Regions from separate parts of the Homo sapiens genome. Here region 1 is linked to region 2. Evidence: chromatin loops called from intact Hi-C (ENCODE). Cell type or tissue: Panc1. All regions are shown on one strand. Each heading gives the region's core, and the rest is flanking DNA. Links, peaks and the distances in the headings are about the cores only. Region 1 overlaps EPHA2 (EPH receptor A2). Region 2 has its middle 25 kb from the start of ARHGEF19.

Region 1 (11,205 bases), core at 3,206-11,205, 62 kb before region 2:
TATGGCCCCCAGCTTATGGGGCAGTAGTAGGACTAGGTCACAGAGTTTTTGGGAGGATTAAATGAGTTAATCCTTGGGAAACACTTTGAACAGTGGCAGCACATGCAATGCGCTTAATAATTATTAGCTATTGGCATTTTATTACATACGCGTGCACACACACACACACACACACACACAAGCTCAGAGGAGAGGGCCAGACAGACACACCTGAGTGTCATTCAAGCCCTCTGTGATCCACAGCCGGCCACGATAGGAGCCTGAGGGAGGCAGGGTTAATGTGTCCCCATTGCCTGGCAGCAGAGCGGGCTCTGCAAAAGTCTCTCTCTCTTTTTTTTGAAATGGAGACTCGCTCTTGTTGCCCAGGCTGGAGTGCAGTGACATGATCTTGGCTCACTGTAACCTCCACCTCCTGGGTTCAAGCGATTCTCCGATTCTCCTACCGCAGCCTCCTGAGTAGCTACAATTACAGGCATGCGCCTCCACGCCCAGCTAACTTTTGTATTTTTAGTGGAGACAATGTTTCACCATGTTGGCCAGGCTGGTCTCGAACTCCCCACCTCAGAAGATCCACCCACCTCGGCCTCCCAAAGTGCTGGGATTACAGACGTAACCCACCACACCTGGCCTGCAAAGGTCTCTTGGAAAATGGGTGATTTGATTTGAGCCTGGAAGGGTGGGTGTATTTTCCACAGACAGAAATAGGGAGGGATGTGTGCGGGGGTGGGCGAGGGCTCATGGGGAACTGAGGGCAGGTCCGGGAGTCTAGACCGCATTAGAGTACAGGGGAGGGGTGCAGAGTCTGGGGAAGTGTGTCCTGTGCCCAGATGCTGGGATTGGTTGGCCGGGCCCATGAGGCCTGGTCCTGGGGGAAAGGCCCCTCCGCCCAGCAGGAGACCTGATCATGCAGCCGCCTGCTCTGCCAGCCCAGTGTGGAAGCTGCATCCATCCATCCATCAGGCTGCTGAGGCCGTGGGGAATGTGATGAGGCTGCTGAAATGGGGCCCGGGCCCAGCAGGAGAAAGGGGGCCCCCACCCCAGGCAGGGGTGGGATGTGGCTGCAGCTTCCCAGAAACTGGGTCTGGTTCTGCCGACAGAGACTGGCTGACGGTTTGGACTGGAAAGCCAGACCCAGAGGGCTGGAGTGGGGCCTGCTGGCCGGGCTACCTGGGGCTGCCCAGGGCTGCCTGGGGAGAGGGTGCCAGGAGTGGGGAGGGGGCAACTCTGTGGTGGGGGCAGGGGCCCCTCATCTCAGCCAGGACAGACTTCCTGGAGCCTTCCTCACTACAGACGGACAAACTGAGCCCCCGTGACACAAGGGACATGCCCAGGAGTCCACAGCCAAGTCAATAGTAGGCGCCCAACAGAACCTCTGTCTTCCCTTCCCAGTCCAAGGGTCTTCCTGCCGTTTCCTGAAAAGAACCCCAAGGTCCCCAAATGTCACCGAGCAGCAGGCAGTGGGATGAGCTGACTCTTGTCTCCTATGCCGCTTTGTCACCTCCTAGCTGTGGGAACTTGGTCTGATTACTGTAACCTCGCTGAGCCCCAGGGTCCCCAAAATGGGGATAAATGTATGCCCCTCAGGGTCATTGTGACCCTTGCATAAGACGGTGTGGGTCTTGGGCTGGGCATGATCACTGGCATGGCACACTCACTGGCACCGTGGCAAGTTAAAACCGTGTCGCCAGGCACCAGCCTTAGATTTCCTAATTAATTAGCAACTCCTCTAGGAACAGGCAATGCTAGAGGAACGCCCACCACCTACAATGGTAGGTGTTCAGAAACATTCAACTGCTTCTCCTTACCAGCTTTTGTGGTCCCTCCCGGCCAGCCAGAGGGAGCCCAGGACCATTGCACAGCACTCACCACATTCCCAAAACCCATATCCAGCTCCACAGGGCTCTTGGATCTCAAAAGCCCAGTCCTTGTCCCCCACAGTTCATTTGTTTATTGAACAAATGTTTATTGAGGGCCTACTGGGTACCAGACATAGTTCCGGGGAGGGACGATGCAGGCGCGATGCACAGAATGGGCAAAGGCACAGAGGGCCGGAGCTAAGGACTCAAGCACTTCCCGTACACATTCATTTGCCCCCTGTTCTAGCAGCATCTATGGTGCCCAAGGCCCCATCCCAGGCCCTGGGCTGCAGCTGGAGCTGAGGGGGTGTGAATGGGGAGGCGAGCAGAGAGCTTGCCTGTCCCTCCAGAATTTGCTAATTAATTAGGAAATCTCGGGCTGGTGCCTGGCGACACGATTTTAACTTGCCATGCAGACTGGGAGCAGCAGAGAAAGCAGGCATCTCCCTACCCAATGCCCCAGTCACCACTGCCTTCACCTCCTTCAGGGCTTTGCTGGATGCATCAAAGGCCCACCAAGGTCCCTGCAGCTCAGAACCCAGAAAGGGCTGCAGGCCCACTTCTCAGCAGAGAAGGCTAAAATCAGAGATGAAGGTTCTGCTAGGGGTGGGAATGAGGGCAGGGCTGCTGTCCTACAGCTGCTCCTGACACAACAGCCAGGGGTTAGGGTGGCATAGCAGATGGAGGAATCTTGTCTTGGTCAAATGGGGCCCAGATGTTGGAGGGGAGACTCAAGCCCCACCCACAGAGGTCTGGAGTCAGAGCCAGGCTCTTCTGGGACACTTCTTCCTCCGCCTGGTGGACTCTCACTTGACCTCCACCTCAGCTTGGATGGCTCCTCCTCCAAGCAGCCTGCCTGGACTTTCTAGGCTGGGTCAAGTGCCCCTCCCCCATCCCTGCCCCAACCTCTGGCTCCTGTAACACCCAGCTCTGCCCCTTCTTAGCCTGGGTCCTACTCTATTACCATTGCTGCCCCCACCAGACTGAGTCCCATGAGGGCAGACAGGGCCCTTATCCATCTTTGTGACCTTGTGCCCAGCCTGGCATAGAGCAGGAACTGGCCACTGAGAGAAGGGACAGAGCAGCAAACTATCTAGATACCTGGGGTGTGGGATGTGGTGGCATTTGGAGACCATGGGCAGGTTATGTTGCCTCAGTTTCCCCAGAACCAGTGCTTCTCAGACCTTATCTAGGGAAGTGTCCATGATGGCAGAGAGGGGAGAGGGCGGCTCTGGCCAGTTATGTAACCTCCCTCCCCTCGGTGTTCAAATCTGTAAAATGGGATATTAATAGCATCTACCTTGAAGGACTGTTGGAAGAATGAAATAAGTAAACACAGGCTAAGTGCTTAGAACAGTGGGTGGTGCCCAGAAAGCCTTGTGTAAGTGTTTGCTGATACCTGATCTTCAATTCAAGCTCAATGTTGGTTTGTTTGTTTTTTCTCTGATGATATTAACTTTGATCACTTGGTTACGGTGGTGTTTGCCAGGTTTCTCCACTGTAAAGTTACTTTTTGTTTTCTTTCTTATTTTTTTTAACCCTTTCTATACCTCCCTACTGCCTTTCTTTGGAAGGGTGTCCAGTCCGCAGTCCAGGCAGTGGGGAAGTAAGCTTTACCCACTAGAGGGAAAAGAATCCACCCCTTTGAAATTCATCTGTAAGGAAGATTTGTCTAGGCTCCCTCCACTTATTTATTTATTCAAGCATTTTTTTTTTTTTATTTTTTGAGATGAGGTCTCACTCTGTTGCCCAGGCTGAAGTGCAGTGGCACAATCTCGGCTCACTGCAACCTCCACCTCCCAGGCTCAGGCGATCCTCCCGTTTCATCCTCCTGAGTAGCTGGGACCATAGGCACGTGCCACCATGCCTGGTTAATTTTTTGTATTTTTGATAGAGACGGGGTTTCGCCATCTTGGCCAGGCTGATCTCAAACTCCTGAGCTCAAGCGATCCACCCACCTCGGCCTCTCAAAGTTTTGGGATTACAGGCGTGAGCTACTGCACCCAGCCTTTAATCATTTATTTATCTCAGTATAGACTCGTGAATATTTATTTTTGACTTTGGATTTAATCTAATACCTCATCGTTTTGTTGCTCAGCTTGTTCTAGGTTTAGGCCCTGGGAGTTCTTTAGGGCTGGCTCCTGTGTGTCTCTGGCACAGCCCCACCTGTTTATTTTTGAGCACTTCTTTACTCTCTGATACTCCAAGATGCTCCCAGCTCATCTTGTATTTTCCCTGCTTCAGCCCCAGAATCAGCCATTTCTCTAAGGAGCCCTGGTCCCTTTCATTGGAGAATGGTTTTTAGGAAGCAAGATGTGCGGGCTGGGTGTTCTTATTGCTACAGGGGTGTTCCTGCATCTAGGCCCTCTAGGAGACAGATCTGGATTTGCTTTAATTTAAAAATAAAGTTTCCCCTCCTGCCAATTGCAGGGTCCATTGGAGACTGCAGACAGCTGCTCACTGGGTTTTGAGCATCGGACCTGTCCGTGGCCCACAGGTTTATGGGTTCTCACATGCCCTTGGAAGGGTCTTATGTCCAGGACTTCAAGGGAGAGAGCACACGAGGCCACCTCCCCCCATGCTGAGCCACTTCCTGAGTTCATTCCTGCTCATCAGCAGGGCCATGGCTGAGTTGCTTTGGGAATGGGACTCAGGCCTGGTCTTGATGTGCCCTCATAGCCCAGATTTTTGTGGATTTGCAAGCTGCAGGCTTATTCCCTGCTGGGCCAACAGCTTTGTCAGTGGTAGCAACAGTAGCCATAGCCCAGCCACAGAGCTACAGTGGCCACCTGGGTCAGGCCAGGCCAGGGTCAGGCACCAGGAAGGCCTGACTCAGCCATCATGCCCAGCACACTCAGGTGGCCCAACACTAATGGGAGGAAGGCCCAGCCAGGTGCTCCCTGCACTCCCATAGCTCACCAACCCCAGCCGCACCTGACACAGTCAGGTGTCTCATGGATGCCCAGTGGGCCAGGACCCAGAGGGTGGCAGCTCTCCTGCAGCAGCAGGGGCCAGGGCAGAGCATGCCAGCTTTGAGACCCCAGGGCAGGCCGAACACCCTCTCGACTTTTGCCAGCGCCTCTCCTGTATCTCCCCAAAGCTCCAGGCTGAGTCAGGAGCTCTGGGTTGCAGACCTGCCTCTACCAGTGACAACAATCATGCCACTCCCTGCTTGAAACCTTCAATGACTCCTTATTGCCCTCAACTTGAAATCCCCACTCCTGGGCCTGCTTTACAAGGCCCTAGAGACTTCTCCAGCACCTCACGTCATGCCTTAATAACACCAAATTGCTTGTGGTTCCCTTGCACAACCATGTGGTTTCACGCCCCCGCGCCTCACTCTGCATCACCCTCCCTTGGCTTCGCTGGTTAATTCCTAGTAGTCCCTGAGGTCTCAGCTCTGGGACCACCTCCTCCAGGAAGTCTTCCTCCTGGGCCTCAGATCATCTCTGCTCCCTGGTTACGTTCCTGGTGACCTGTGTTTGACACCTTCCTAACCCCCACTATGAACGACCTCTGACATGCAGGGCTGCAACCCGGTAGAGTGGAGAAGGCTCAGGTTTGAAATTAGAACTCTGGTGCTGGGCGCAGTGGCTCACGCCTGTAATCCCAGCACTTTTGGAGGCAGAGGTGGGCAGATCACAAGGTCAAGTGATCAACACCATCTTGGCCAACATGGTGAAATCCCATCTCTACTAAAAATACAAAAATTAGCTGAGTGTGGTGGTGCGCGCCTATAGTCCCAGCTACTCGGGAGGCTGAGACAGGAGAATCGCTTGAACCCGGGAGGCAGAGGTTGCAGTGAGCCAAGATCGTGCCACTGCACTCCAGCCTGGCGACAGAGTGAGACTCCGTCTCAAAAAAAAGAAGAAAAAAAAAAGAAATTAGAACTCTGGCTTTTCTTGAGACTGCTGTGTGACTTTGGGCAAGTCGCTGCATGTCTCTGAGCCTCCATCTCCTCATCTATGAGAAAAGCATCCCACTGAGATTTCTGACCTTGCTTTCAATTCTGGCCTCTGCCCCTAACTTGCTGTGTGGCCTTGAACAAACCCAGTTGCTGGGCTCCAGCTTGGTTTTCCTTTTCTGTAAAATGGGGCCGCCCACAAAACTCATAACAAAGTGTTGAGGTTCCGACAAGCCGAAACCTGTGAAAAGCTTGTGTAAACCTCAGAGCTGTACATGGATGGTTGAAGGATCTATTTCGACAGCTCCGGGGAGCCGTGGGAGGGAAGCTGACGGCGGCTCTTGCTGTTCTCCTACCTCCCAGCCCTCCCGAAGACTCTGAGCAGCCTGGAGATCAAAGGTGATTGGGGCCTGCTGGCATGGAGGCCGGGCTCGGCAGAACCTGCTTCCCGGCCCCCTGCCCACCTCCCACCCACCCCTGCTCCCAGGGTTAAGTGACGTGTCTGCCTTGTGCACGAATCTCTGTTTAAACACTAGGGGTTTGGGGGGAACCCTCAGCCCCTCAACTCCCACCCAGGAAGCTCTGGGACCCCACTGCTTTTCCCAAGACTGAAAGCCAAGATCGGTTTGAATCATCTGCAACTTTATTCCAGAGCAGAAATAAGTCATTTTCTAACAATAAATATAAAAAAAATAATAAATTAAGATTCGAAAAAAATGTCCAACAAAACAAAATCTTTAACACTGACAGAATAGAAACTTATCCAAAAGGATGAGAGATGGGGCCGACTGGGGCATGGGCAGGACACTCCTGCAGCACCGGTCCCTGAGTCCCCAGCTCACGAATGTTTGACACCCTCTGTCCCCAGCCCTGGCGGGGCCCCCTGCCACACACACACATTCTCTCCACAAAGTACAAAATATATATTTAAAAACCTCAACACAACCAAGCATCTTGCAAAGGCCCAGGAAAGCAAGGGTTTGGCCAGTCAGGGATGAGGATGGGGCCCGAGGGTCTAAAGAAGGCACTAGAGGGACAGGGACCGCTTTGGGTCTCACCCAGTCAAGTTCACAGTCTGCCCTCTTAGTGTGAGGAAATGGGGCTTGAGGTACCCTGTTTACTTGGCGCTGGGCCAAGCCCTCCATCTCCTGAGATGGCCTCATGTGGGAGAAGGCGGAGGGAAGGTCGGCTTGGGAATATCCCATATGTCTGTCCGAAGGCTGTGGCGGGGCTCCTGCTCCAGGGATGCTGGGACGTGGCGGTGCCTGCTAAGTGCTCAGCTGTGTGCGTCTCGCAGGGAAAGAGGGCCCAGCCCAGCATCCCTGGTCATCTCCTCAGTTCAGGCCAGGGTGTCATCCGAGACCCCTCAGCGGAAGTTGCAGGGGGAGGAAAGAACTAGAAATAAATAAAGTCCCCAGTGGCCCAGCATGGCACAGCAGGGAGGCCACTCTGTTTCTTCAAGTATTCTTGGCCGATGGGGCTCCAGGCCCTGTCGAGGCTCAGATGGGGATCCCCACAGTGTTCACCTGGTCCTTGAGTCCCAGCAGGCTGTAGGCGATGCGCTTCTGGTGGCCGGGCAGCCGCACCCCAATCCTCTTGATGTCGCTGTGGGCCGGGAGGGAGAGAGGGAGAGTTAGGGGCTGGAGCAGGGGAGGGGGCCGGGCTGGGTGGGGACAGGACTCGGTGGGCGGCTGGGGAGGGGAGTGGAGGGAGGCAGAGGAGGAGGGTGGAGAGGGTGCCTTGGGGACCTGTAGGGCAAGAGAGCTCTGGTTAGGTAGGCCTGGGAGAAGGAGCCACAGCCTAGAAGCTTGCCAAGGTGGCCCACCATCAACAAAGTTAGGAAAACGACAGAAGCCTCAACTCTGTACGATGCTTTAAAAAAATAAAAATAAATCAAATCTTCTGAATTATCTGTGAGGCAGGTGCTCTTTTTCATCCCCATTTTGCAGATTAGAGAACTGAGGTCAGAGAGGTAAAGTGACTTGCCTGAAGTCACACAGCTAGGAGGTGGAAGAGCTGGGAATCAAACCAGCTATGAACAAATGCCTTCCCTCCCCTCACCCCTAGTCTGTTCCCAGTGCCCCCAGCTCAGGCCTCCTTCCCAGGAACTCTCTAGGGATGTCGCTCAAAGCCTCTCTGCCCAAGGTCTCTTCCCACCTGCTGCCTCATTTCTCCCTCACTCCTTCCAAGTTCCCACTGCTGATCATGAAGGAAGGACTTGGGAAATACTTGAAGGGTTAAACTTTGCGAGTCTTCATGGGTGAGGCTTGCGGGTCACCAGATCCAGTGACTAGGAAGATGTCTTCCCTTGGGGAAACCTCAGTTTCCTCCCGTGTAAAATGGGAGCTACTGTCCATCTGGAGGGCGAGAGACCTCAAAACCAGCAGCCGAGGGGGAAGGCAGCATCAGTACCAGATGGACAGATGTGCCCAGGAGCCCACAGCCCTGCTTTCCCACCCCCACAGGGTACACGCTCTCCTGGGGCCCCCTTCCATGCCCCTCCGTCCCCTCATGAAATCACTTATGCTCCCAGGAACCTGTGAGGAGGGCATTTATTACTCACTTTGGGAGTTTTCTCCTCCACCGTCCTCACCCACTAGCCCAAACCCATGAAAACACCCAAGTTTTTATGGGCCGACTTTTGGCTGTAAAGGGAGCTAATTATATGATGCAAGATCCTAGTTGCAGTTCTGCAGACATGACTTTCCCACAGGCTCCGGGAGCCCCGGCACAGGCGCAGAGCAGGGAAGGGCAGACCCAGGTGAGTTGGGGGGACTCCAGGACCTCCCGCAGAGGCTGGTGCTCCCACAGCAGCAGGAAGGCCGAGACATTTGGGACATTTGGGAGAACTTCCTACGCTACCTGCACAGGACGTTTCTAACCTATACAGTTGGAGGTGCTGAAAAAGCAGCAGTTTCCCACACACTTGAAGGTCTCAAATTGTGGTCCCTGGAAAAGCGCTCAGACCACGGTGAAGGAGACAGGACCCCCGGCCTGACCCCAGATTCACTCGATTTGCAGTTCCGCAGGTGGGGCAAGGAGTCTGCATTTGGTTGAATCCCAGAAGAAACCTGACATCCGGTTTAAAAACCAGTGGGTTGTAAGCTCCAGGAGGACAAGTGCTGAGACCTTGTCATCTGGGCCCATCACCCCCACAGCACCTGCTCCCGCCCCCACCCCTGCCCAGGGTCCAGGATAGGCCTGGCACATAGTAGGTCCCTAGGAAGTGTCTGCTGCATGAATGCATGAGCGAATGAATGCTTTAGCGGAGGTTGGGCCGTTGCTGGGCCACCTCTGGTCCCTCTTGCAAATGGTAGTGGTTAATCTCACAGGATGGGAGCACAGTTTGCTTTGGAGGCCCTGCGTAGAAAACTCCAAGGCCATATACTCGGTGAGCTCCTACTGTGTTCTGGCCCTGGGTGCAGGGAGACGGGAGTAAGAAATGGCTCCTGGAGCCTCACGTGTCAGATCATTCATTCATTCAGCAAGCATTCCTTCAGTGCCAAGCCTATGCCAAGGGCACTGGAGACCCTAAGATCTACAGCCTGTGCCCTCGACCCCCACACAGGATGCAAATGCTGTAGTCCCAGCTCTAGACAGAGCCTGGGGTTGGGCTATTTTTCTGGGGTGCAACATCCACGCCTTTCGTCAGCTGCTCACAAAACATCTGGGACCACTAGTCTAGCTAGAAACCCAACTGACTCCAAAATAGCACAAATGGAGAAGAGACAGTGGCTGTGGGACCCCAGGGGACCAGGCAGCTGGTCCCCTGGGAGGGAGTCAAGAAGGCAGGAGGCTGAGAAGGGGAGGAGGTGGGACACTGAAGCCTAAATCCTGATCCCATTGGGAAAGGCACGCATTCCCCTGCTACCAGCTCCAAGTCTCCCGTTGGGACCCATGGCGTGTGTAGACCCAGGCTTCAGGTTTTAAAAAGTCCTTTGAGATCCCCATTTATTTGGAAAGAGGCAGAGGGGAAGGAGGAGGCATGCAGGCCCCAGCTCTGAGCACCAGTGGCTGGTGGGAGGAGCGGGTGGTGGGTGGTGGGGGGCGCCGAATGACTTCCTGCCTTTATCCAGGCCCTTTCACAACAACGCGCACTGCAGCGCACACACACACAGCCTCCATCCATCCAAGACTGCCCCGTCCCTGCTCGTGGGAAAGGAATTGGCGAGGAGCACCCTGGGCTATTTAGGGAAGCTTCTAAGAACATGTGTTTCCCATAAGCACTTCTCCGTGCCCTCAGCTCTGGTCCCCAGAAGAGAGGCTGTGTTGTCCTTGGTGGGAGCCCCTGGAGGAGCAAAGGGTCTGGTGGATGTTCCCAGGAAAAAGGAGAAAAGGAGGGGGCATTTGCACAGTGCTAGGGGAGGAAAGCAAGGGAGTGGAGGAAAAGAGGAGAGCAATGAGGATTTAGCACCCACTGTATACCAGTCGTGTCATCTGCGCTGCACCCATGCAATCCCATCAAACTTGATCAAGGTCACCCGCTAGGAAGTGGCAGATGCGGGACTTGAACCCAGGTATGTGTGCAGAGCCCAAGCCTGTGGCCCTGCTGGGCTGGCGGGCAGCAAAAGACATCCTGTGATCCATCTCCCCTCCCTACGTGTCCCCGCCTCCCCTCTGGTCGGCTCTGTTCCTGCCTGCTTCCCATCACCGACTGTCCCCTGAGGGAGGCTATGGCCTTGGCCAGCAGGTTGGGAGCCCAGCTGAGCAATTTCCAAAGGCCCTAGAGAATGTTCATGAACAGGCTCAAATCCCAGAACTTCTGTGACCTAGAACCATGGGAGGCCCAGGTCATCCCCTCCATACGGTTCCCAAAACCTCCCAGCCTCCCGGTCTGTTCCCGCCATGATCTTTGACCATGCACAAGCTGGGTTGTTGAAACTGGCCACTATTTTTAGAGGCACAAAAGGCTAAGAGGATAGGGTCTCCCCCTTCCTGGGACAGGAGGAGGTGTCTGTGCCAAGGCCATGCCGGGAAAAGTCTCAATGCTGGAGTTGGGAAGGGGAGAAGAGCTGCCAAGGGGCAGCTTGACAAAGGGGCAAACCCAGGGCCAGCAGAGAGTAAGTGGCACTTCTCACCAGGTGGGACTGCAGGCTGAGAGCCAACCAAGTGGAGAGAGGTGCCCGGGGTAGGCCAGGGGTTCTCTCTCCTGGGCAGCAGTCAGGGCATCTTGGAGAAGACTGCCCCAAACTGGCTGTGTGACCTCAGGCAAGCCGGTAACATCTCAGCCTGTTTCTCTACCAATGACCTCTCCGATCCCTGCGCTCTGGGATCCCGACTGACTGGGCCTGGAATCCTGCTCTCCCCCTCATGGCTGTGGGACCCTGGGCAGGTCACTGCACTTCTCTGCATCTGTTTCTCACCTGCACCTGTTTCTCACCTGTTAACAGGACTCACCCCGCTGGGTTCTCATTCAAAGTGCTCAAGCAGAGACGGCACATAGCC
Region 2 (11,341 bases), core at 1,082-9,081:
ATGTCCTACCAACCTCTGGAGCTCTCCAGTCAGCCAGCTCGAGGCTCTGGCCCTAGCTGGTGGGCAATGGGAGGGAGAGGCTTGGCCCAGCACCCCACCCCACAGATCAGCCTGGTCCGGCAAGGGGAGGAAGGAAGCAGAGGCAGCCTGGGCCAGCGGACACAGGGTTGGGGGTGACACAGGCCTCAGGAATTTGAAAACAAACACTTCGCCAGGGAAGGAAGAGGCTGCTGTTGGCTGCTGAGCCCGGGCGGGCCCAGGTCCCTCCCTTTCAGGGCAGGGGTGAATCCCAGTGCTGCTGACCATGGCCCCCGGCTGGACCCAGTGCTCGGGGAGTTTCCACTCCGCTGGTGGGATGGGAAGGTCATGGGAGGTGTGGGGGGATCCAGGCTCTGTCCAGATACGGGAGCATCCTGGCTGGGGTGAGGACAGGAAGGGACAAAGAGCTGGGAAAGCCACGAGACCCCAGGAGAAGGCTCAGCAGCAACAGGATGCCGCCTCAAGCATTTATTGAGCACCCATGGTATTCCAAAAACTGAGAATATAAGCACTGCCTAGCTGGGGAGATCAGGGGAAGCCTAGAGCCCTGTGGCCTTCCTGGAGGAGGTGGCATTGAACTGAGCCCTGAAAGGTAAACTAGGACCGGGGAGGACAGAATCTTACAAGTCTCCCCCCTTCACACTCCCAGAGCCGGCGCTCAGTGAGTGCATGAGTGAGTAAGCGGCTGACCAGCGACTATGCAGCATGAATGAATGACAGACTGAATGACATGAAGCCTGGAGTCTCAAGGCCGAGACTGCAAAAGAAGAGTCCATCCTCCTATCCCCTCTGCTCTGAACTCTCTTCATGATCCTGAAGGTGCTTGGTACCTGGAGACTACGGAGCCAGCCTGCCGGGGTTCTAGTCTGAACTCAGTCACTTCCCAGCTGTGTAACTTTGGACAAGTTACTTAACCTCTCTGTGCCTCTGGTCCCTTCTCTGTAAAGTGTAGTCATCGGCCGGGCGTGGTGGCTCACGCCTGTAATCCCAGCACTTTGGGAGGCCAAGGCAGACGAATCACTTGAGGTCAGGAGTTCAAGACCAGCCTGCCCAACATGGTGAAACCCTGTCTCTACTAAAAACACAAAAATCAGCCGGGTGTCGGGGGCAGGCACCTGTAATCCCAGCTACTCGGGAGGCTAAGGCACGAGAATTGCTTGAACCCGGGAGGCGGAGGTTGCAGTGAGCTGACATCTCGCCACTGCACTCCAGCCTGGGCAACAGAGTGAGACTCAAAAAAAAAAAAAAAAAATACAGAGGTAATCATAGTGCCTCCTTCACAGGGTTTTTGAGAGGACTGAATGAGTTTTACAAGTGAAGTGCTTAGAACGACGTTGCACATGTAGTGAGAACTACATGAGTGTTGGCCAATGCTATTACTGAGGTTCCAGCTTACGCGTTCATTGAGTCACTCACTCACTCACTGTTCATTCACTGATTCGCTCCTACATGCCATCCGCCACTTACACACCCCTCCCTCTTCACCGTCATCTGTTAAGCAATCCCCGTGTGCCCGGCTCTCTCCTCTCGGTCCTCCCAGCCCCCCTTTGCCAGTCTTGGATGGTGCCCGCCGTGCTGCCAATTACCCTAACAATTTCATTAATTCCTCTCAAGCCCAAAACAAACAAGAAGGACCTATCTGGAGCAGGGGTCACGTGCTAAGACCAGAAGCAGGTGTGGGACAAACCCTCTAGGACGAGTTCTTTGACCAGAGTTCATCACCGGAGCTGCTCCAGAGATGGCCAGGCCTCCCCACCTGCAGGTGCCCGGCCAGTGCCCCCCACCCCGGGCAGCCTCACCCACTCCCCTCTTTGAGTAAAGGTAAAGGGACTTGCCCAAGGCTGGGTTCTCCCACATCCCGACTGCACCTGTCCACATTTCAGGCTTCATTCATGCCAGGAGCCCCAGACCTGCTCCATGCACCAGCTCCGCCCAAGCCTGGAGCCCCGGGCTGGCTGAGGTGAGAGCCCCAAAGCTCGAGCCCATTTCAGCAGCTAACAATTAGAGCTGGTGTGAACATGATGACTGCATGCTGATTAATGTAAGATGGCTGAGCAGAAGATCCCGCCATTTCCTTCCCCACAGGCCCTGGGAGAACAGGTCCCGCTGGGGAAGACTCTGTCGTGTTCTGCAAAAGCCATTTCTTGAGCACGTCCTGCAGGCCGGGCACTGCGCTGGGCACTTGATTCCTTTCAACAGCATGACATGGTGGGAGGACAACTTGCCTCTCATTGATGAAGAAACGGAGGCTCAGAGAGGTAAAGGAACTTGCCCAAGGCCACACAGCCAGTCAGTGTGGTCCTGGAATTCCAATCCAGGTCTTCTCTTGCTGATTCCTACCCCCAGGGATGAGCCAGTTTGACATTTGTGGAACTGGAGAGAGGCTGGGTTTGGGCATAAGGTAATGTTTAGGCCAGAGGGTGGAGAAGGAGAGGACAGCCAGAGAGGCAGAGCCAAGCGCCAGGCAGGAACAATGGTACAGGGCAGGTAACGGGAGCCCGGCCAGCTCTGGGACTCCTGGGCAGGCCCTGCTGGGCCCTGCGAGCAACAGGCTCACCCTGTGGAGCTGCCAGGGTGACAGCAGCCTCGATCTGCTGACTCAACGAGTGCATCGGCCTTTTCCTGGAAAACAGTAGACGCAGTGTGGGTGTCGGAGGGAGGCACCTGTTTGGGAAAAGGGTGTGTGGGAACCCTGTCCTGCCCTGCAGCTCCCCACAGCCAGTGTACAGGTACTTAGCTCCAGGTGCCCCCCGAACCTCCCACCACCTGCCCAGACCCCAGAAGCCACCGGATCCAGGAGTCCGAGCCAGCTGTGGGCTGAGTCCATGGTGCCACCAAGGCTCTGCATGACCAGTGCTGCCAGCCACCACCTCAGCCAAGCAGCACAGCCTCTCAGGGCATGTCCCCACTTGCTGTCTGCAGAGCCTTGTTTTGCCCCACCCTGAAGGGGCAGGTGTAGACGAGCATTGAGGCAGGTCTATGTGACACCACTTGCTGTCACTCTTCTTTGGGAGGTATCAGGGCCACTCTGCCACGGGGCACAGCTTAGGGCCTCCATGGAATCTGGTCTGAAGGATCCCGCTGCCCAGAGGGGGGTCAAGAATACGGAATGGGTTCAGGAGCACCCCCTGTCTTCAGGATCCAGTTGGGGGAGGTCCCAGCAGGGCCAGTCACAGACACTTGTCACACCCTGGAGGGGATAATAGGATCTGGGGCTCAGCCTCCACCAATTTCATCACCACACACCACACCCAGGCAAGGGAGAGCAGAGGCATCAGCAGGGCCTGGCTGAGGGGCTGAAGCCTGGTGGGGAAGCAGGGAGGGCCCCTGGGCCTCTCGGTCCTATCTCTTCCCAATCCAGGCCTCAGCGGACTCCAGGGCAGGGGTGCGGGAGCTGATTTCCAGGTGCAATATTCACTGTCACCATGGCCGCTTCCAGCACCCAGCCTGAATTTCCTAGTGCAATGCTGGGAAGAACTAGTCTTTTTCTTTTTTTTTCTTTTTTTCTTTTTTTTTTTTTTTGAGACAAACTCCTGCACTGTCGCCCAGACTGGAGTGCAGTGGCACGATCTCAGCTTGCTGCAACCTTCGACTCCCAGGTTCAAGCGATTCTCTTACCTCGGCCTCCCAAGTAGCTGGGATTACCAGTGCCCCACCACCACGCCTGGCTAATATTTTTTTTTTTTTTTTTTTTGAGACGGAGTCTTGCTCTGTCACTGAGGCTGGAGTGCAGTGGCGCGATCTCAGCTCACTGCAAGCTCCGCCTCCCGGGTTCACGCCATTTTCCTGCCTCAGCCTCCCAAGTAGCTGGGACTACAGGCGCCCGCCACCACGCCCGGCTAAGTTTTTGTATTTTTAGTAGAGACGGGGTTTCACTGTGGTCTCAATCTCCTGACCTCGTGATCCACCTGCCTCGGCCTCCCAAAGTGCTGGGATTACAGGCGTGAGCCACCGTGCCTGGCCAATTTTTTTGTATTTTTAGTAGAGATGGGGTTTCGCCATGTTGACTGTGGCTGGTCTCGAACTCCTGACCTTATGATCCCCCTGCCTTTGCCTCCCAAAGTGCTGGGATTACAGGTGTGAGCCACCGTGCCTGGCCTCTTTTTCTTTTTCTTTTGAGATAGGGTCTCACTCTGTCACTCAGGCTGGAGTACAGTGGAGTGATCATGGCTCACTGCAGCCTCTACCTCCCAAGCTCAAGTGATCCTCCCACCTCAGCCTCCTGAGTAGCTAGGATACAGGCACTCACCACCACACCTGGCTAATTAAAAAAAAATTTTTTTTTTTGAGACAGAGTCTCGCTCTGTCGCCCAGGCTGGGGGGCAATGGCGCGATCTCGGCTCACTGCAAGCTCCACCTCCTGGGTTCACGCCGTTCTCCCACCTCAGCCTCCTGAGTAGCTGGGACTACAGGCGCCCACCACCACGCCCAGCTAACTTTTTGTATTTTTAGTAGAGACAGAGTTTCACCTTGTTAGCCAGGATGGTCTTGATCTCCTGACCTCATGATCTGCCCGCCTCGGCCTGCCAAAGTGCTGGGATTACAGGCATGAGCCACCATACCCTGTCAAAAAAAATTTTTTTAGAGATGATGTCTCACTATGTTGCCCAGGCTAGTCTCAAACTCCTGAGCTCAAGTGATCCTTCTGCCTCAGCCTCCCAAAGTGCTGGGATGACAGGTGTGAGCCACTGTGCCCGGCCTGGGCAGAGCTCCTCCTGAGAGCCCGTCTGAGTGGGCTCGGGTACAGCACTGGCACATCCTCCGTGTCTTCACTTCCAGCCTCTCAAGCTGTTGTGAGAATCCTGGGGGCTGGGGAACATGCTTACACTTTGAGCTGGAATCGCTGCAGAGCTAGGGTCGGGGAAGTTGTGATAGTCAAGGGCTTCGGGGAGTAGGCCTAGGTCTGGTGGGTCTGGTTTCAAAGAAGCTCTGCCTTTTACTTGCTGTGTGACTTCAGGCAAGTCACTTCTCCTCTCTGAGCTTCCCTTTCCTTCTTAGTAAAGTTTGGCTGAGTTGAACAGAACCTGCTCCTAGCAGAGTTACAAGGATTAAAGGGCATAATTGGTGCCAATGGAGTGGTAAACAACACTCAGTGCACAGTGGCGGTGATTTTTATTGTCCCCTTATTCAGTCAAGAACTTGGCATATCCGGGGCAGTGGCTCACGCCTGTAATCCCAGCACTTTGGAATGCCGAGGTGGGTAGATCACCTGAGGTCAGGAGTACGAGACCAGCCTGGCCAACATGGCAAAAACCCATCTCTGCTAAAAATACAAAAATTAGCCTGGCATGGTGGTGCATGCCTGTAATCCCAGCTACTCAGGAGGCTGAGGAAAGAGAATCGCTTGAGCCTGGGAGGCGGAAGTTGCAGTGAGCTGAGATTGTGCCACTGCACTCCAGCCTGGGTGACAGAGCGAGACTCTTAAAAAAAAAAAAAAAAAAAGGGAGGCATGGGGGGCTAGGGAAGGGATAGCATTAGGAGAAATACCTAATGTAAATAGCGGGTTGATGGGTGCAGCAAACCACCATGGCACGTGTATACCTATGTAACAAACCTCCATGTTCAACACATGTATCCCAGAAATTAAAGTATAAAAAAAATTACACCAATATAAAGAATGGATACATTATGTGAGTTACTGTGCCATGTGATAATGAAGTTCAAATTGTAAATACAACCACTAACTATTTCTGTGATTCATATTTTTATATAAGAAAAATAAAAAGAAGAAGAAGAACTTGACATGAAGGACTGGGACATCATAGGACCAAGGGGGTGGTCTCTGGAGCCTCTGAGCATGTTTCAGACTTAGGAACCCTCACAGCTGAGGCCAGGACTGGCCATGTGCTCCTGTCTCCAGGGCTCTATGCCCTCCCTTCCCTCTACCCAGCCCACTGCCCCTGCCCCTACTCCCTACCCCTGCCCCACAGACACAGCCAAGCCTCAGGAGGACTCAACCCACAGGAATGTGGGCAATGAGCAGGCTGCGCTCGGAGGACCCCGCTATCCCAGCCCTGGGCTCTGCCGCCCTCTGGTGGCTGGGCTGGGAAGGATGCTGCTCCCATTACTGCCGTTGTAGAACCGCAATTGCCCTAAAAAAATAAAATGCTGTTGCTGCTACTCATGATGATGACGATGATGGCGATGACGATGATGATGATATTCATTGCTTTATGGTTTGCCAAGTACCTTCTCCGTCAATCATAGGCTGCACCAAACAGAGTGCAGGGTTCTGGACTGAAATCAGATGGGAATGTAAGTCCCTAGTCAAGTTCCAACTGATTATGTGACCTTGGGCAAGTCATGTCACTTCCTTGAGCCTCAGACTCCTCATCTGTGGAACGGGGTGACAAAAATAGGGTTGTTATAAGGATTAAAAGACCTAACACCTGGCCGGGCGTGGTGACTCATGCCTGTAACACCAGCACTTTGGGAGGCCGAGGTAGGAGGACTGCTTGAGCTCAGGAGTTTGAGACCAGCCCGGGCAAATGGTGAAACCCCACCTCCACTAAAAATACAAAAAATAGCCAAGCATGTTGGCACATGCCTGTAATTCCAGCTACTCAGGAGGCCGAGACTTGAGAATCGCTTGAACCCAGGAGGTGGAGATTGCAGTGAGCCTAGATCACACCACTGCACTCCAGCCTGGGCGACAGAATGAGACTCTGTCAAAAACAAAACAAACAACAACAACAACAACAAACCATCTATTGAACTAAATTGGCCTCCAAAATATACCCTTCTGGAATTTAGGTGGCTATTAAAAGACCTAACACCTGGCACTTGGGTTGGAGAGAATAACATGGCTGTCGTTATATACTAATCCTTGGCCAGTCTGTCCTGGGAGATCAACTCCCCTTTGCATAGGGCTTTTTCGAAGTCCTTTTCCAAGGCATCACCTTCTTGTAGCTGCATTATCATGCCCGTTTACCAGATGAGGAAACTGAGGCTCAGAGAGGGGAAGCAGCTTGCCTAGAGCATCGTGGCTTATAAGTTAAAGCAAGACTCAAGCCAGGTCCACCTGCCTCCAAACCCGGTGCTGGACTTTCCCACACCCTGCTTTGGAAACTCTAAGGAACCTTCCAATCCCCCAAATCCTATTGCCTCATTTAAGTAAAGCAGGCCTGGTTTCTGCCTCCTTCAGTGCCCCTCTTCTCCTCCCACACCCTTCCAGCAGCCGAAACGCTAGACCCAATAGCTTACCCCTTCCTCCTTCCTGACCAGCTCCCAACCCTCAGGGCAGCTCATGAGCCAAGAGCTTGAGAGTGGCTTCCAAAGGTCATCCTCTCCACCCCGCTGTGCCCCACCCAAGCAGATGACTGTTCATCCTGTTCTTCACGCTGCTCAGGGGAAGAAATTCCCCAGCTTCACTCCCTCCACTCGCCCAGGTGTCTGAGACAGTTCCCACAGTTGGCAAACTCTGCCTTAAGTCCCACCAGAGTCCCTCCTGCTACAACGTCAGCCCATTTATTTTAGTTCTTTCTCCCAGTAGCATCAGAAATACAATCTGGGGGGAGACAAACGCCGGGAGAGTGGGATCCTGGGAAGGGGAAGGCACACTTGGGGACAGGAAGTGAGAGCAAACCCAGGTTCAAATCCCGGTCAGGGTGACAAGAGTGGCCAAGCGAGGCCAGGCGCAGTGGTTCACACCTGTAATCTTAGCACTCTGGGAGGCTGAGGGGGGCAGATCACTTGAGGTCAGAAGTTCGAGACCAGCCTGACCAACATGGTGAAACTCCGTGTCTACTAAAAATATAAAACTTAGCTGGGCGCTGTGGTGGGCGCCTGTAATCCCAGCTACTCAGGAGGCTGAGGCAGGAGAATCGCTTGAACCCAGGAGGCAGAGGTTGCAGTGACCCAGAATGGTGCCACTGCACTCTAGTCTGGGCGACAGAGTGAGACTTCATCTAAAAAAAAAAAAAAAAAGAGCGGCCCAGTGGGTCTCCTGGTGTCCAGGGCAGTCTCAGCCCAGATGGGGCAGCCCCGCCCACAGCCCGAGGGCATCCAGACCCTCCACCCCACCATACTGGCACCAAGTAGCTCAAATGAGGGAAGAGAGCTGGGGTGGGACTTGGAAGCAGAGCGGGTCTGAGGGGCAATTATGAGCTCGGGCTCAGGGTTCATGCAGAGCCGGGCTCAGACCCAGCAACAAATATTCACTGAGCTGCTCCTGGGTTCCAGGCATGGCAGTTGGCAATGAGGCCACAGCACTGGGAAGACAGCCAGAGGCCCTTTCTTCATGGATTTCACGGTCCAGTGGGGGAGACAACAGAAAACAGGTCACCACATGGATCAACAAGGAATCCCAGAGTGGCCACTCGGCTCTGCACTGTCCCCCTCCTGTCACCTCCATTTCAGCTCTCAGGATGCAGCTTCAGTGGCACCACCTCCAGGAAGCCCACCCTGACTGCCAGTGAGGACAGGCTGCTCCCTTATTTGTGCCCCCACAGCCCCACAGTTTGCACTGTGTAAGCTTTCAGCTGAAATTTAACTCCCATGCAGAAAAGCACACAGATCTTAGGCGCCCAGCCTGATGGACTGGTCCCAAAGTGCACAGCCCTGTGGAAGCAACATCAGCAGTCCCTCCCTAAGCAGTCACTACTTCAGCTGCAGGCGCTCCCCACCCTGACCTCGATCCATCAATTAGTCTGCCTGGTTTTGTACTTTATGCAAATCAACTAATTTGTTTTGTTGTTGTTTTTTTTTTTTTTTGGCGTCTGGCTTCTCTCACGTTCAGTCTAGATTCGCCTATGCAGACACAGACAGTACTTGTAGTTGTAGACAGTTTAGTCTCGTGACTGTGTAGTGTTCCACTGTGTGAATATACCAGGATTTTCATTTTACTATTGATGAGCATTTGGGTAGTTTCTAGCATTTTGGCTATTAATGGATAATACTGCTAAAAACATGCTAATTCAGGTCTTTTTGGGCACATATGTACCCATTTCTGTTGGGTGTATACCCAAAGAAAGCAGTGGAATGTCTGGGTCATAGCATAGGCAAGTTCAGCTTTTGCAGATGCAGCCAAGCTGTTTTCCAAAGTAGCTGTGCCAATTCACACCCCACCAACAGTGTAGAATTCCTGCTGCCCCACATCCTGACAACACTCTGTGTGGGGCCCTGCACTTCACCTGTTTACTTGTCTGTCTCACCATTAGGGAGTGTCACCAAGGATGGGGATGCTGCTGATGTCCTTTGGTCCATAGGTGACACAATCAGAGAGGAGAATGAAGGGGATTGGAAAGATGGAAAGAGAGCTGGGCGTAGTAGTGTACGCCTGTAGTCCCAGCTACTCGGTAGGCTAGGACAAGAATCACTTGAACCCAGGAGGTGGAGGTTGCAGTGAACTGAGATCGTGCCACTGCGTTCCAGCCTGGGCGACAGAGCAAGAAAAAAGAAGGGAAGGAAGGGAGGGAGGGAGGGAGGAAGGAGAAGGAAGGAGAAGGAAGGAAGAAATGAAGGAAGGAAGAAGGAAGAAAGGAAGGAAGGAAGAAAGGAAGGAAGGAAAGAAGAAAGGAAGGGAGGGATGGAGGGAGGGAGGGAGGGAGGGAGGACATCAACAAAGAAGCAAGCCACACTGTCTGCCCCAGAGCTGAAGTGCCTGCTGGGCTGAAGCCAGGGCTCACTGGTTCTTATGAAACCTCAGTGTGCCCTGAAAATGAACAATCAAATAAGTTTCTTTCTCAACAGTTTCATTTCAGGACAAAATCTTCTAAACAATAGGCTCAGAGTTTGGGGACCAGGAGGAATGAGGAGGGGTAGCAGGGTCCCTACAGTCTCTGCAGAGCAGGATCGCTGCAGAGAAGGGCATGGGCACTGGGTGGGGAGGAGCTCCTGAAGGACTGGAGACTGGCTGGGCAGACAGCCTCAGGGGCCAAAACTCCCACCCCAGACGCCATCTCCAGGTCCTGTCCTGCAGATACCACCCCCCAGCTTCCTCCTCCTTCTGCGGCAAGCAGGAGCAGGGCCCTGGGTCCTTGGCCAAAGCCCTACCAGGGCAGGGCATGATGGGCAGAGGCAGGCACCACTGAGAGAGGGGCTCCCCTGAGATGCCTGGCCCAGATCTACCCCCTGGGCAGGTGGGCAGGGAGCAGGTGAGGAATGAGGGAAGTGGGCCAGGTGAGCAGCCCTGGCCTCCTTGCCTGAAGCACAGCCCCAAAGCCAGCCCCCTGGCCCCCAGCAGTCTAACCCAGACTCAGGTGTCAGCCAGATTCCAGATGTGCCAGGGCAGGCTGAATGCAGGAGAGCCTGTTTCCTCTGCTCTGCCAAGCTGCTGCCAAGTTGGGCGCTCTTCAGGCAGACTCAGCACTGGAAGAAACACACAGGCCCCTTGGTCTCTACTCAGTACAGGAATCCCATTCCCAGACTGCCTGAGTTCCTTCAATCCTCAGGGGACGGGGGCCTCCCCACCTCGCAAGGGCCCCCATGCTCTGGCTGTGCAGCTCTGACACAATAAAAGCCACCACTTCTCTTGACTAATTATGGGCCAGACACTGTGTCAACCACTTACATACTTCATTTCATGGTGGCTCCATGAGGCAGGAAACGTTATCACCGTCCCCATTTTGCAGATGGGGCTTGGAGCCTTAAAGAGGCTGTAAAGAGAGTTGGTGTCTTGCCTAAAAATCACATGGTGCGTATATACACACACGTATATATTATATATGTATACATACATTATATATGTAAGTATATATTATATATTAACATATATGTATACATGTGTATTTATGTATACATGTGTATTTATATATACATATATTTATATATGTGTATACATAGAGACACACATATATGTATATACATATAGACATATATGTGTATCTATATGTATACACATATATAAATATATGTATATATATGTGTGCGTGTGTGTGTGTATATATCTATCTATCTATCTATATATATATTTCCCACCTCTGTCTGATGAGAGGGCCTAGAAGCAGTGACGCCTCAGCAGCAATAAGCACACCCTGTCTCTAAAATAAAAGGATCAGACTCCTTGGAGAAATGGCTGATTCTAGCACTGAGGCAGGAAAAAATGCAAGGTGATTCCAGAGCATCTTGCTCTGGAATGCAGCGCAAGAAAGCAAGGAAATGCTCAAAAAACAGAAAGATGGGGGCATGTCAAACAGACACAGGAGCTCATCTGAAAGAGCTCCTAATGGCCAAAGCCGGAACCATCTGAAAAATAAAATAACAGTCTGGGCATGGTGCCTCATGCCTGTGATCCCAGCACTTTGGGGGGCAGAGGCGGGTGGATCACCTGAGGTCAGGAGTTCGAGACCAGCCTGGCCAACAT

What was found. Hi-C counts contacts between places; a loop is a spot of excess contacts. Peaks named below come from ENCODE experiments on the same cell type or tissue, not always from the same donor. Only the 100,000 strongest peaks of a DNase experiment are listed, where the experiment ranks them.
Region 1: it touches region 2 in a loop (2.3-fold over the local background); 5 of 110 quality-filtered maps call a loop at or near these places.

The regions. Positions count from the first base shown.
Region 1 is chr1:16,117,956-16,129,160 of GRCh38, forward strand. EPHA2 (EPH receptor A2) reads right to left here. Exons shown (of 17, transcript NM_004431.5): 17 at 6,382-7,365. The coding sequence ends at 7,260. Among named protein-coding and RNA genes, the nearest start is that of EPHA2-AS1, 32 kb to the right of the region's middle. RefSeq lists enhancers at 205-878, 2,150-2,706, 4,641-5,320. In Panc1, for the core only: no CTCF peak of the experiment used is centred there; no DNase peak of the experiment used is centred there; H3K27ac peaks cover 6,966 bases.
Region 2 is chr1:16,181,861-16,193,201 of GRCh38, forward strand. No RefSeq gene overlaps it. Among named protein-coding and RNA genes, the nearest start is that of ARHGEF19, 25 kb to the right of the region's middle. RefSeq lists enhancers at 32-1,012, 1,840-2,339, 2,430-2,931, 2,932-3,431. In Panc1, for the core only: a CTCF peak has its summit at 6,074 (motif pointing left); a DNase peak (open chromatin) is centred at 6,061; H3K27ac peaks cover 6,204 bases.